Regions from separate parts of the Mus musculus genome. Here regions 1, 2 and 3 are each linked to region 4. The links are chromatin contacts, found by Hi-C or POLR2A ChIA-PET in ENCODE. All regions are on one chromosome and are shown on one strand. Each heading gives the region's core, a stretch centred on a gene start or an enhancer-like site at or near the end of the contact. The rest is flanking DNA. Distances are from core to core; before and after follow the strand shown. Region 1 holds the start of Nr1h2 (nuclear receptor subfamily 1, group H, member 2). Region 2 holds the start of Rps11 (ribosomal protein S11). Region 3 holds the start of Emc10 (ER membrane protein complex subunit 10). Region 4 holds the start of Akt1s1 (AKT1 substrate 1 (proline-rich)).

Region 1 (3,206 bases), core at 489-2,988, 300 kb before region 4:
TCCTCTGGCTCTAAGATGACTTGGGGTGAGCAGATGCCATGAGAGATAGCGACAAAGAGAAACAGCAGCCGGGGAACGGGCCATGGGAGGTCCCGAAGCGAGGGTGAGAGGACGGGGCTGCAACGCCAAGGGAAAGATCTGCAGGTCGGCGGGCTCCGGAGGACGAGTCGGCGGTGTCAGGGAGAAAAGGAAGGGAAAGCGGACCAAAAGACAGGGGCCACCATCTCCCCGCCCTTCCTTCACAAAGCCCCACACCCCTGTTCCTGTCTCCCCATCTCACCCACGATGTAGGCAGAGCTGGACCCTTCAGAGCCTGGAGGAGGATCAGTCTCCTGCCCCTCTTCCTTAATAGTGGGTGACGTGGCGGAGGTACTGGGCTGAGGAGAACCATTCCCTAGGAAAAGGAAGACAGGACAGTGAGCTTCTCCAACACTGTGGAAGGGGCTGGCTAGGGAAAGCCCGTCACTCACCAGGCACGGGAGTGTCCAGAGAACTTGTGGGGGAAGACATAGTGGGTCACGAAGCAGCCTGCTGAACATAGGGGAGCCAGCCAATTACAGGGCATAATAGGGGTGTCTCTTCTTCCAGTGCTCACGGACTCTTGAGACATGATCTCATACAGCTCAGGCTACCCGAACTATGTGGCTGAACAGCTTGAACCACCTCCAAAATCTTGGAACACACTACTCTAGGCTGTCCTGGGATCTTCCGCACTCCTGCCTCGGCCTCTCAAGTGCTGCCATTACAAGACTGTGCCACACCTCAGTGTTTTTAACTTCTATATTGAGCCCCCACTCCCAGCCCTAGTTCCTAATAAACATCACACACTTTAACATGCCCAACCCGGCCCACTGCTCCTTCCACCTCTCTACGAATCATGACCTCAGAGAGCCCAACAACTCTATTCCTCTTCTGTGAGCACCAACTGTGCTCTTATCATGGGAGATCCTAACTTTGCCCCGCCTCTCCCATCAGGGCGCAACCATTACCCTTCTACCATAGGCTCCTTCAAGGCTTTAACGCACCCCAATACAGACCCCAGACCCTACCCATCCCATCAAGTCCCTGGCCCCACCCCTTCCCACTCTGGAGCAGAAACCCAAATTCCGCCCCGTTCCTCCTAGGCTCCGCCCCTCTCATTCCCCCAAAGCCAATTATAGGTCTTCACTGTGCCACGCCCTCCATGCCTCTGCCCCTCCCAATCCCCCCCAACAGTGGTCTAGGCCCCGCCCCAAGAATCAAAAGCCTTTAATCACAGACTATCTACAGCAGGCCTTCTGCCCATCTGTGTCCCGCCCCCGCCCACCAACCATAGGCTTTCCCTACGCCCCGCCCCGTAGAGTCACGCCCACCTTGTTCCAGGCCCCGCCCCTCTCCGTGCACCAGGGGGAGGCGGGGCTCATGACTGCACCGGCGATCGGGAGGGGGGTCGCAGGGGGTCTCCGACTCTGTTGCCCTGGAAACGGCCGTGGGAGGCGAGAGCTGCGAGGAAAGTGAGGGAAGGATGCGCGCGCTAAGCGGGACCCACGGCGATCCGCGTACCGGGCTCAGTCCCACCTGCCCGGCCGCCCGGCGCACTTGCCTCTGTGTCCGCACCGGTGATTGTGCCTCCACAGCACTTTGGAAGTAACTTCAGAAGCCTGGGAGTAGCTCGAAGCAACAGCGCTTGCTGAGCGAAAAGCAAAAGTAACTTCGCCACTTCTTCCGGCAACCCCGCTGCGCGTCACTTCCGGAAGTAGGCGGACCGGGAAAGGTGACAGACTTCCGGTCTGCCAGGGCGCCACCGACTGTGAGGCCTCGGCCGGAAGTGGCACACCGGAAGTTTATTTCTTCTGGTAGTTCCCCTCTGGGACTCAGAAAAAAGTTCCGGAAAGTTCTTTCGTTTCTTTTCGCAGGTGGCTAACGAAGCAGGTTTTAACCTTTTTGAGTAGTTTAAAGTTCTCTACTTTTGTAGCGGTGCTGCATGGCTGCTTTTTAAAAAAATTTTTGTCTTGATTTTGAGACAGGATCTCTTATTTCAAGGGTGGCCTTAAACTTCTGAGCCTGTTGCCTTTACCTCCCCATTATTGCGGTAGCAGCTCCTCTTCCAGCCCTGTATGTTGGTTCTAAATATTTTAAATTTGGAGATGGCAAGATGGTTACAGGATGGTTTTAAGCCTAAAAAGCTTAAAGGCTTTTCATACCTTAAACTTCTCCAGCTCAGGGCTTGGGCTGCCCTTCCCTTTATAATCCAGCCGATTTGGTTACTGGGTCCTTTACTCTCCTGGCTCGCCTCTCTCTCCTTCTCCTTCTCCTCCTCCTCACATGTCCTGATTCTGGATCTTGTTCACTTTGGACTCTCTTGATGTCCCCGCCTCGGGAACTTTTTTTTTTTTTTTTAAGATTTATTTATTTATGTATATGTGAGTACACTGTAGCTGTCTTTAGACACACCAGAAGAGGGCATCAGATCTCATTACGGATGGTTGTGAGCCACAATGTGGTTGCTGGGATTTGAACTCAGGACCTTCAGAAAAGCAATTGGTGCTCTTAACTGCTGAGCCATCTCTCCAGCCCAGGAACTTTTTTATACAAGAATTTATTTTTGCATTCAGCTTCATAATAGGAAGAAGTAAATATAAAAAAGGCAAATTGGGTGCAGACCCATGCCTGCAATAAGCAAACAGACCCAGGCAAGGCAAGAGGATTGCTTTTAGTTGGAAGCCAAATTGAGCTAGGAAGTGAGACCTGGCCATCAGCTAAATGTGAATAAACAAGTAGCCTCAACCCCTCTCCCATAAAAGTAATAATACCAGCTTTTTCACAAAAGATTGAAATACTTGTGTGAATCTCAGATGGAAAACATTCAGAGATTGTTTCTCCGCACTCCCCACTTATGGACAGTTGGGAATCTTTATTAAGCACAAATTCTTGCTTTTACTTAACTTTTGTTGCTGTTGTTCTTGGTTTTGTTTTGTTTTGTTTTTTGTTGTTGTTGTTTTGGTTTTGTTTTGTTTAGGTTTGGTTTTTTCGAGACAGCGTTTCTCTGTATAGTCCTGGCTGTCCTGGAACTCACTTTGTAGACCAGGCTGGCCTCGGACTCAGAAATCCGCCTGCCTCTGCCTCCCAAGTGCTGGGATTAAAGGCGTGCGCCACCACCGCCCGGCCACTGTTGTTCTTGTTGATTTGTTTGTTTTGCAAGGCAGGGTTTCTTTGTGTAGCCATGG
Region 2 (3,302 bases), core at 250-2,749, 280 kb after region 4:
TTCGGATGTAATGGAGATAGTCCCGGCGGATGACAATGGTCCTCTGCATCTTCATCTTCGTCACGACACCTGGGAGAGTAACAGAAAGGTGTTAGCAGGTAGGAGTCAGTTGAACGGGGCTCCCAAGAAGCTCCATTTATGGCATCAGCTTTGTCAACTGGCTGTCTCAGCAGTGCCCTAGAGGACATCTGAAGACCATCGTGAGAACAGACATCACTTGCCAGCGCCCCTGGACGCAGGAACCTAGAACCACCCTTCCAACATCCCACTCACCAGACAGGATCCGACCTCGGATGGAGACGTTACCAGTGAAGGGGCATTTCTTGTCTATGTAGGTACCCTCAATAGCCTGCAAAGTTAAGAAAGTGGGGTTTAGATTACCACTTCCTAAACAGAACCAAGGATGACGCCTCAGGGCCCATACTACAATTCCCAGGGGCCCATGGGAAGCCACTGTGAAGGGGGCGGGGTGGCTGTGCTCCCACACGTGCAGGGCAGCAGGGATCTCATCTGCTGGAGGGTCCTGTACCTCTTTAGGCGTCTTGAAGCCTAGACCGATATTCTTGTAGTACCGAGGGAGTTTTTCCTTGCCGGTTTCTCCCAGCAGAACCCGCTTCTTGTTTTGAAAGATCGTAGGCTGCTTTTGGTAAGCACGCTCCGTCTGTAGGGATGAGAATTTGGTGAGGTTGCAGGTAAAGTTCAAGGAAATCAGAGACAATATTTCTTCCTTCCTACCTTCAACCTTATTTGCCCCAATCGCCAAAACCGGCTGGTCAGGGCTCTCCAACCACCCCAAGTCTAGTTTAGCTCACACACTGCGTCCCATCTAACACCTCCACAGCCTGCAGAACTCACGGCTGAGATCAAAAAGAGCTTTTCAGCCAGACTGGACCTCCAAAACATACAAATCCACTCATTCGGGATTCAAGCTTATGTCCACGTAGCCGAGCCTGGTGGGCCGGATCTGTCATCCCGGTTGAGGTTGAGGCAGGATGGCAAGTTTAAGACAAGCCTAAGCTCATCGAGGCCAGAGCTGCGCTCACACTGAAAACTACAGCGAGGTCGGGACCGCAGCCCTGCCGTAGAGCGCACGAGGTCCGGGCCTCAGTCTCCATCAAGGGGAAAAAACCTGCTTTACCCAGTGTCCCCGGCTCTGCCGCCGCAGGACTCCCGCGCCGCAGGATGCCCTCCTCCCGCCACAATCCCTCACCCGTTAAGCTCTGAGCTTTAAGAACCAACTCCCGAAGCGCCAGGGACCCCATTACTGCGTAGAGCCCGGATTTCCGAGCCGCCTGAGACGAAGGCATTCGCAGGCATCCTCGCTTCAGCTAATGCGTAAGACAACGAGGACGCCAAGGGATACGCTCCACACCGAAGCGTCGGGGGAAAGCAACTAAACGCTCGAACCTGAATGTCCGCCATCTTCCCGGCCGCCGGAGAAAGGGAGAGGCAGGGCCGCTCCCGGCTTCCTTATTCACCACGCGAGGTCGGGGCGGAAGTGACGCGGGGTTATCCTCACGGAGGTGGGAGGTACTTCCGGCGAGAGCCCGCGTTCCTGGGACTGTCCGTACGCCGCCATGACGGGGGAGGACTAAGGGGCGGGAAGATCCTATCATCTCGCGAGATTTCAGGAGCACGATGTGGAGGAAACGTGCATCATGTGGTACGGCGAGGCTTAGGGCGGAGAAGGCGTGCCGTACGGGTTGGGAAACACGTGCTGGGATTCAGTTTCCAGAGAGAAGCGGCCGTGCAGAGCGGGTCTCAAGAAAGGGGTGAACCGCTTTACAGCAGAGTATCTGCCATACGATGTCAGGAGCAGCCAGCGTCGACCGAATAGTCAACCTTTCTTCCTTTTATTAAAGGCCGACGTCACCAAGGTCGCATGTCCTTTGTTGACAGTATCTCAGGCTGCGCGTCTACCCACACTTTGATGGGTTTATGTCCTGACTACTCGTGGATGAGTGTCTAACCTTAGGTGACCACCCCAGGTAATAGAGGAACCATTTAGCCAGGTGGCAAAAGCTTGTGTCAGTTTCTCGTATTCACCGTTCTAGCCCTGCACAGATGGGCTAGAACAGTATAAAGCATATTTTCAAAATAGATTGACATTTTGAGTGGTGCTGGATCTTTTTAACCCCAGCACTCACGGAGGCATAAGGACTTGGCTTCCAGGTCAGCTAGCTGTAATAAAAACTCTAGTGGTGGTTAACATGGGAAGCATTTTTAAGATTATATGTAAGTACACTGTAGCTGTTCTCAGATACTCCAGAAGAGGGCATCAGATTTCATTATGGATAGTTGTTAGGCACCATTTGGTTGCTGGGATTTGAACTCGGATCCTTCGTAAGAGCAGTCTGTGCTCTTAACCACTGAGCCATCTCGCCAGCCCCCGGAAGGATTTGATGTTTAAAGAACCAGAAGACTCAGGCGTGGTAAATGCCTTTAGTCCCAGCCTTTGTGTCATGGCCTGACCTCCTACAGTCCAGGTACCAGCTCTTGTATCTTGGTGCTGACTTACAGTAACACCATCTAGGACAGGACCCAAGATGTATATCTGCAACTTTTGAGCAACAAAGCCTATCCCGTGAGCAAGGATTCACCCAAAGGGGCCCCCCATGCAGATGACCTGCTGGTGCCCTCTGCCCCTCTCTGCACAGCACACATCGTACACACTTAAGTCAAATAATTTATTAGCACATAAAATCCTCCAGAAAAATACTGCTTTGTGGTCTGCTGGGAAGGAGCAAGGCAGTGCTCCAAGTGTGCACTTGTGAACCCCAGCTCATGTGCAGATCTCATTTTCATAGCTGCAGAATAGGGTACTTGGTCAGGTGGGTGGGGCAGCCCTGCTACTCATTTTCAACACTGAAGCTCAACTGATTCATCCCATGGTTTGCACTTTAATAAAAACTCATGCAGGTGGTGCGCTGTCAGCTCTCTAATGTCCCCTCTACCCACAGGAGCAGTGCCTAAGGAACCTTTGGTCCCCACTTCCCTAGTTGGCGGCGGAGGAAGGGCAGGCCAGGCAGGCATGAGGCAAACAGTCTTTATTGGGTTCACACCAGGAGTCCGTTGGTCTTGAGGACCTCTGTGAACTTGCAGATTTTCTTCTCCACATTCTTTTCTGCCTGTTTCCGTAACCTCTGTGGTGTGAAAAGACACATGTCAGAGCGGTTGCTTCTCACCTGCGCCCCCCTAATCCTGGATCTCAGTGTCCGTCCTCACCAAGATCTGCTTCTTCTTCCGATAGTGCATCTTGGCCTTTTCCTTCCGTTTCTCCTCCAGAGTGGCTGTCACTGCCT
Region 3 (3,256 bases), core at 541-3,040, 350 kb before region 4:
TGTTTATAATCTTCATTAGCAGAAATGCAACCCAGGCCCTTGGGCACACTGACAAGCACTAAACCCTTGAAACCTTGAAGCCACAGGCATGGGGCATCTAAAGACAAGTCCTCTCCTGTCTGTGCTTTCCGCCCTCGCCACCAAAGGGCAGGCGTAAGGCTGAAGACACACTGATCTCACCGAGCTCAAATGAATGCTCCAGCAGCAAAGCCACGGTGCCACAGCCCTCAGCTTCACGGCCATCGGCCCCGGTCTGCAAGGGAGACAAGGACCCCAAGTAAGAACCACTCACGCTCTGGGCGGGGCAGAAGGACAGGCTGAAGGACAGGCCGTAGCTGCATGCTCACATCCAATCACAGGTGCTCTGCCCAGGACTGCCTCTCATGACACAGTCCATTTCCATAGCCCAAAGAAAACTCTAAAAGCTTGTTATTCTCATGTCCAATGCCCGGGTCGTTATCTTTTTGTTGGTTTTTTTGGTTTTGAGAGTCTCAGTGCACAGCCCGAGCTAACCTCTGATTCACAATTCTTCTGCCTCCACCTCTTCGTGCTGCTACTACAGGTAAATACCACCTTGCTCTGCCCCCCACCCCAGGTCATTCAGGTTTTCATTCACGAGTTCACTTCCTTTGCACATGCTAATACTCTGACCATTCACATTGGCAAGAAGCCCACTTCTCTCTGGCACATCCTAGATCCACACTTTCTTTCCCACGGTTCTGAAGCAGAGTCCCACTAAATCACTCCCTGATCCAGACCGGAGATGATCCTCCTGCCTACGTCTGCTGAGCGCTTGGGGTTACACATGAGCACCACCACCATCAGCTTAATTTCTTTGTAATTTTTCTTTTTTTAATTTTGTGTATGGATATCTGCTGCATGTACCTATGTGCCCTGTGTGCATGCCTGGTACCTGGTGTGCCAGAAGAGAATGTGCAATCCCCAAAAACTGAAGTTAGCAGACAGTCGTGAGCCTCTAGGTAGGTGCCAGAAAGCAAACCCAGGTACTCCAGAAAAGCAGTCAGTTCTCTTGGCCCTCATTTCTCCAGCACCCTATTTTTGGGGTTTTTTTGAAACAGGACCTTAGGTAGCCCAAGGTGACCTTGCACCCCACACCCAGGCCTAAGCCTTAGATGTCTTAATTTCAAGCTTCTCCTAGCCAGGCATCCTACAGCACTCTGGCTCCTGAAGGACCTGACTTCTTCGTGCATATTCAGAAACATGATTCCAACCCTAGCACTAGAGCACTGCTTCCTTGCCATATCTTTATTAATTACTTATTGAGTCAGGGTCTCACTGTGTAGCCCTGGTTGGCCTAGAACTCCCTTTGTCCTAGGCTGGCCTCGAACTCAGAAATTCACCTGTCTCTGCCTCCCGAATAGGGGTATTGAAAGCGTGCACCATCACACCCCCATTTTTGTATTTTTGAGACAATCTCAAGCAATCCAAGCTAGCCTCAAACTCCTTGATCCTCCAGCCTCAGCCTCCCAAGCACGGAGATGAGAGGCTAGCTACCACTACTCCACGCAGCTCAGGTTCCGAGCAAACCACATCCTCTCATGAATATTCATGATGGGGTCCATCTAGCGCCCACAGGAGGCCGCCCCGCCCCGGCCACTAGCACTCACCCCACGCGCGGAGGCCCCGACCCGGCAGCCGCTGCCTCGGGCTCTGCTAGGAGCCGCGGCTACCATCAGCAAGAGCACTAGCAGCCGGGTCACCCCGGCACCCGCGGCCACCATACGGGAGCGTTGAGAAAAACCGAGAGCCATACAGCCCGCTAGGAAACACAGGGTTCATCCTGAGGCTCACGCGCCTGCGCCGCACGCCGCGCCTGCGCACTAGCGCCCGTCCGCCTGCTCCCGCAGTCAGGGCGGCCATTTCTCCATCCGGGTCTCTAGGGCTCACGTTCCCGGTGACACCACCTGGGAGAGAAGTGACGTCGTTGACGTCACGGAACGCCGGGCACCCTATTGTAAAGTCACAAGCTCTAGGCCCCACCCTTTATCTGTCTGTCCCAGGCTTCACTCGGCGTTCCTCCCCAGGGCCGGGGCGTGGCGATGAAGGGCGGTCGAGATCTTAAGGCCGCTCGGGGCGGAGCAGGTGAGACCAGTTCTGAGGGGATGGAAGGTGACAAAAGGACTTCTGCCTGGAGGGGTTGGCCCTAGAGAGGGAGCCGGGGAAGGTATGGGACCAGCAATGCGGAGGCCGCTGCCCCGCATGCGCCCTCGGTCAGAGTTCATGTACCTGGCATCCTGGGATGGATGCTCGCGCTTCGCCCCTGCAGACCGCCCCCTGGCTCCAGCCTACGCCCCGTGCCGCCCTGGGCGCCTCCAACGCCACCTCCTGAGCGGCGAGTTCGACCAGCTGCGCGACTTTCCCATCTTTGAAAGCAACTTCGTGCAGGTGTGGAGCCCCGGACCTCCGACCCGTTGATGTACGGATCTCCCCCATCATTTGTCGTTCTTTCCAAGTGATCCACATCACCTCTGAGCCCGCTGGGCTTTTTGTGTCTTCAGAAGCCTTTGTCTCAGTTTCCTTGACTGTACACATATGGTTCTTGTCCTTTAATCCTAAAATCTTTGGCCCACAAGCCTTTTTTTTTTTTTTTTTTTCCTTTTTAGAGGTAATATGGCTGGTACTCTGGGCTTCACTCGTTATTCAGCAGGAGCTCTACCCCTTAGTCACACCCTAGCCCTGCACCGGGGGATTCTAGGCATGTGTGCTTATATTCTGAGCCACATTCCCAATCCCTAACCTACTGTTCATCTCCCCTAGTTCATGACCTTTCACTCTGTCAAGATCCCCAAGACCCAATCAGATTCCTGTTGAGTTCTGTTCTCCATCTATCGATCCTCTTAACCTTTGGCCCCAGGTGACCCGGTTTGGAGAAGTCGCCAACAAGGTCACCATGGGGGTGGCAGCCTCTAGTCCTGCCCTGGAGCTGCCAGACCTGCTGCTGCTGGCCGGCCCTGACAAGGAGAATGGACACCTGCAGCTCCTCGGGTGACTGCCCCTCTAAGTCCCAACTTCCTCCAACCTCCCTGCCGCCATTTTGCCACCCAGGGACCAAGATCACCACCAAACCTCTTCACTAAGAAAAATGGCAGGGCACTTCACAGAGGTCAGAAGTCAGGCGAGATGAGGGAGGACAGCCCTCAGTGGCATCACAGGGTCAGGATGGTGGCTGTTTACACAGTGCTTTCTGCTTTCCAGGTACTCTGTCCCAGAGAGATAAAGTAAAGCTCAAAGACTG
Region 4 (3,316 bases), core at 719-3,218:
ATCTAAAGCCCTATTCTGGTGTGTCTGAAGACAGTGACAGTGTACTCATATAAATATAATAAATAAATCTTTAAAAAAAATAACCCTTTATTAAAAAAAAGAAAGAAAAAATAACCCTTTATTAAAAAAAAGAAAGAAAAAAGAAAAGAACAGACTCACACCCCTGCTCTCAGCCCTTTCTGTGTTCTTGTCAAGATTCCTCTGTGTCCTTCTGACTTTTCACTGTAACTGAATAAAGAGCTTCAAGTGGTAGCCATTGTCATTGTAACTAGCTGTGAGTCTACAGGGGGCACTGATGATGGACAGACAGGGGATACTGTTGAGCAGGGCCAGACATAGGCTCAATGGGTAAGACAGATGGCCTAAGTTCAGTCCAGAGAACCCACAAGGAGAAATGAATGACCCCTCCGAGTAGAACACACACAAATAAGCAAATAAGTCATCTATGGCCAGAAAGATAGTGTAGTAGTTAGCAAGGCTTACTGTACAGTCCCAGAGACCAGAGTTCAGATCCCAGTCCCCACATACCATCCAAAGCTCCAGCATGTGTCTGCAGTGCTGTCTTCTGCATGCACTCACAGGTAGTGCACACACATGCTCACACATTCACACCCCCTCCACACCCCACACAATCTAAATCTTTGCGCTTAGTGAGAGGGTTCTGGACTTGCTGCCAAAACCGGCAACCTGGGTTCAACCCTGGAGCCCACTCGGTGGAAGGAGAGAACCTGCTACCACAGGTTATCCTCTGACCTCCACACACCCACACCGTGGCATGTGAATGCACACACACAATAAATAAATGTAATAAATAAACGTAAAGCAAACAGAGAGGAAAGAAAGCTGCCTCAGACCAAAACTAGGCCACACCCCTTGAGAAGTCTGAACCCAGCAGGGTCCCCTAAGGAGCCAAAAGGATATGGCATTAGGTCATTTCAGAAAGCAAACAGGCTCACAGGTTCCCGAGTACTCCCTGCCTTCCACTAGAGTGGGGAAGAGGAGCGAGTCGCCTACCTTCTTGAAGAGAATCTGGGTTGGGTCTCCAGCCTCCTCCACCGGAGCCCAGTGCAGAAAGACGTCGCTGTCCTGAGGGACATGGGGAGGACTTAGTAGAGTCACCCGAATGCCCCTCATCCCTCAATTCGAAGTTCCCACACATGTCACCTCCATCCCGGCCCACCTTTTCCACCACTCGTATGACGCCGGCGATGAGCGAGTCTGGATCCTGGTGTTTCCGGGCGCTGGTGTGCAGGTACACGCCTCCCTTTTCAAACACCACCTAGTGAAAGCCAAGGGTCTAAGGGAGGCGTTTTCCCCAGGGGCGGGGTCTAGAGCCCCTGACTGACAAGCGGAGATGGGGCGTGGCGAGTCTACAGTCCCGCCTCGCACCCCAGATGGGCGTGCGTTTTCCAGGGGGCGGGGCTAAGGGAGGCTCTCCCTAAGGACTGCGGAGAGTGACAACAGCATCGTAACTAGAAGCTGGTGCTTGCTAAGTTGACTCGGCCTAATCCCTGCACAGCAGAAGGTGGAAGCGGACCATCAGTGGGGGGCGTCTCCTGTAGATGAGCGAGGGAATGATTTCCAAAGTCTTACCCTGTAGCTGGATCCTTCCATTGCCGCCGCGGAGGTTCCACTGCCCCTATCTCCTCCTTTTCCGGGTCAACTTGGTGTCATATCCGGAAAAATAACGCTCCCTTCCAGGCTAGATAGTGGTAGCGTCCCCGAGGTTGTTAAGGCTGCAGTGGGTGAGACCATCTGTTTGAACAGGGTAGTAGAAACTCGAAGACATAGGTCACGAGGTGTAGAACGCAAAGTTGGCAAGGGTCAGCGGGACGGCGCAGGCGCACTGCGCCACTCTCGCCACGAAGTAAACAAGTAGGAGGACCCATGCTCGCAGCCCAACTCGTGATCGCTCGGGAACGCCTCCTTGGCCCTCTCCATATTTTATACTGGCATCGAAGCCAATACTGTGCCGTTTTTCTCGAGGACAAACCAGAGCGGCTTGGTGGAAGCCATGTTAATGCGGGGCACTACCATCTCTTTGCGGGGCACGACGGCGGGGTGCTGGAAAAGCGAAACGGAGAGAGGAAAAGGTGAGAGAAGCGGTATGGCACCAGAGGCGCTGAGGGGCTCGGGATAAAGGGTGAAGCCGTCAGTGCTCCTGGAAACGAAGCTGCCCCAAATTTCTGAGTCACCGTGGAAAGAGGACTGCACCACCATCTTGAAACTGGGCAAACCGAAGCAAGAAACGCTGCCATATTGAATCTTTGCCAGCTTTGTGTTAAAGGGAACGAGCGAGGGCCTAGAGGAGGGGGTCTAGTGTGGACGGAAGGAAGTGTCCATATGCTTTATAGGCATATGAAGCCATACTAACTGCCACGTCGGGACGGGAGCAGACGTTGAATACGAACGAGGGACGTCATGCCGCTTGCGTGTGAGCATGGGCATGCAGTCATGCCGCTTGCCTACGCTTGTGTGAGCATGGGCATGCGGTCATAGTTGTTGCGGGCAATTCGAAACAGTAGCAAAAGTCTTTTGCCGTATTTTCCATCCGTGGGCACCCTTGCTGTCGCTCTTGCCCACGGCTTGCCGACGGAGCTTCTAGTTGCTATTTTGATTTGAGGCATGCAGGATAAGGGAGGGGGAGTGTACACAATGGAGGAGGGGCAGCCACACGGAAATGACGCAAGAAGCCGCCATGCCTTTTGAGGGCGGCGACGGCGCCTGGCCGGCCATGCTGGCTACGGGCACGTGAGTGGAGGCGGCGTTGTGAGCTGGGGTTTGGGGAGGGTCTGGCCTTCCTGAGGTTGAGGGGCAGTGGGAGGGCGAGCCCCCGTGGGAAGGGTATGGACTGCATAGGTCAGGGGGGCAGTGATCGTCCTGCGACTCCTGGCCGACTGCTGAAAGAGCTCACGCTCAACCCCATGTGTCTGACTCGCGACGAAGTGTAGACGAGCTTCACTGCGGGGGTGCCGACGGGCTGGAACCCTCACGCTGGCGGTGAACCATGTCCATACGGCTGTGTGTGCTGGGGGTCGCGGGTGGGTGAGGGGGCGCCCCGGGCGGGACTTCCGGTCCCGATCCCCACCGGGGGCGGGATTTCCTGTTGTGTTCCTAGAGCAGGGGCCTCTCTGGGCTGCGGGCGTGGTGTAGCCCTGGTCGGCGGCCTCACTTCGGTGGTAGGATCCTTCTTGGACGTCCCGCACCGTGTCCCGTGCTGCGGCCGTTTTCTTTTCTATCTCTCTTCACAACTGTCCTGGGAGGCCTGCACCTTCCCGCTGGACAGCTCCCCCTTCCTGGTTTGCCCCAGAGTCTT

What was found. Hi-C counts contacts between places; a loop is a spot of excess contacts on that map. ChIA-PET counts read pairs that join two places held with the same protein, here RNA polymerase II (POLR2A).
Region 1: a map of T-helper 17 cell shows a loop between it and region 4 (2.8-fold over the local background). The contact joins the promoter of Nr1h2 here to the promoter of Akt1s1 in region 4. A Hi-C loop is called at or near these places in 2 of 37 maps with a recorded cell type or tissue (T-helper 17 cell and mouse embryonic stem cell). POLR2A ChIA-PET finds 5 or more read pairs at or near these places in 1 of 5 experiments (Patski).
Region 2: a map of left cerebral cortex shows a loop between it and region 4 (2.4-fold over the local background). The contact joins the promoter of Rps11 here to the promoter of Akt1s1 in region 4. A Hi-C loop is called at or near these places in 4 of 37 maps with a recorded cell type or tissue (T-helper 17 cell, left cerebral cortex, regulatory T cell and 1 more). POLR2A ChIA-PET finds 5 or more read pairs at or near these places in 2 of 5 experiments (both embryonic stem cell).
Region 3: POLR2A ChIA-PET joins it to region 4 with 10 read pairs in embryonic stem cell. The contact joins the promoter of Emc10 here to the promoter of Akt1s1 in region 4. POLR2A ChIA-PET finds 5 or more read pairs at or near these places in 3 of 5 experiments (Patski and embryonic stem cell).

Annotation. Positions count from the first base shown.
Region 1 is chr7:44,552,227-44,555,432 of GRCm38, forward strand. Nr1h2 (nuclear receptor subfamily 1, group H, member 2) reads right to left here and starts at 1,739. Exons shown (of 10, transcript NM_001285517.1): 1 at 1,583-1,739; 2 at 1,353-1,482; 3 at 471-528; 4 at 281-394; 5 at 1-19. The coding sequence starts at 510.
Region 2 is chr7:45,122,890-45,126,191 of GRCm38, forward strand. It overlaps Rps11 (ribosomal protein S11), which reads right to left and starts at 1,500. Exons shown (of 5, transcript NM_013725.4): 1 at 1,408-1,500; 2 at 530-661; 3 at 274-349; 4 at 1-69. The coding sequence starts at 1,422. It overlaps Rpl13a (ribosomal protein L13A), which reads right to left. Exons shown (of 8, transcript NM_009438.5): 7 at 3,226-3,302; 8 at 2,674-3,143. The coding sequence ends at 3,057. Snord35b (small nucleolar RNA, C/D box 35B) reads right to left here and starts at 222; the gene lies at 136-222.
Region 3 is chr7:44,494,628-44,497,883 of GRCm38, forward strand. It overlaps Emc10 (ER membrane protein complex subunit 10), which reads right to left and starts at 1,791. Exons shown (of 7, transcript NM_197991.3): 1 at 1,629-1,791; 2 at 181-253. The coding sequence starts at 1,742. It overlaps Fam71e1 (family with sequence similarity 71, member E1), which reads left to right and starts at 1,968. Exons shown (of 5, transcript NM_028169.2): 1 at 1,968-2,103; 2 at 2,288-2,406; 3 at 2,876-3,006. The coding sequence starts at 2,061.
Region 4 is chr7:44,847,256-44,850,571 of GRCm38, forward strand. It overlaps Akt1s1 (AKT1 substrate 1 (proline-rich)), which reads left to right and starts at 1,969. Exons shown (of 5, transcript NM_026270.4): 1 at 1,969-2,093. It overlaps Tbc1d17 (TBC1 domain family, member 17), which reads right to left and starts at 1,824. Exons shown (of 17, transcript NM_001042655.1): 1 at 1,594-1,824; 2 at 1,181-1,279; 3 at 1,015-1,086. The coding sequence starts at 1,614. Mir707 (microRNA 707) reads left to right here and starts at 2,444; the gene lies at 2,444-2,516.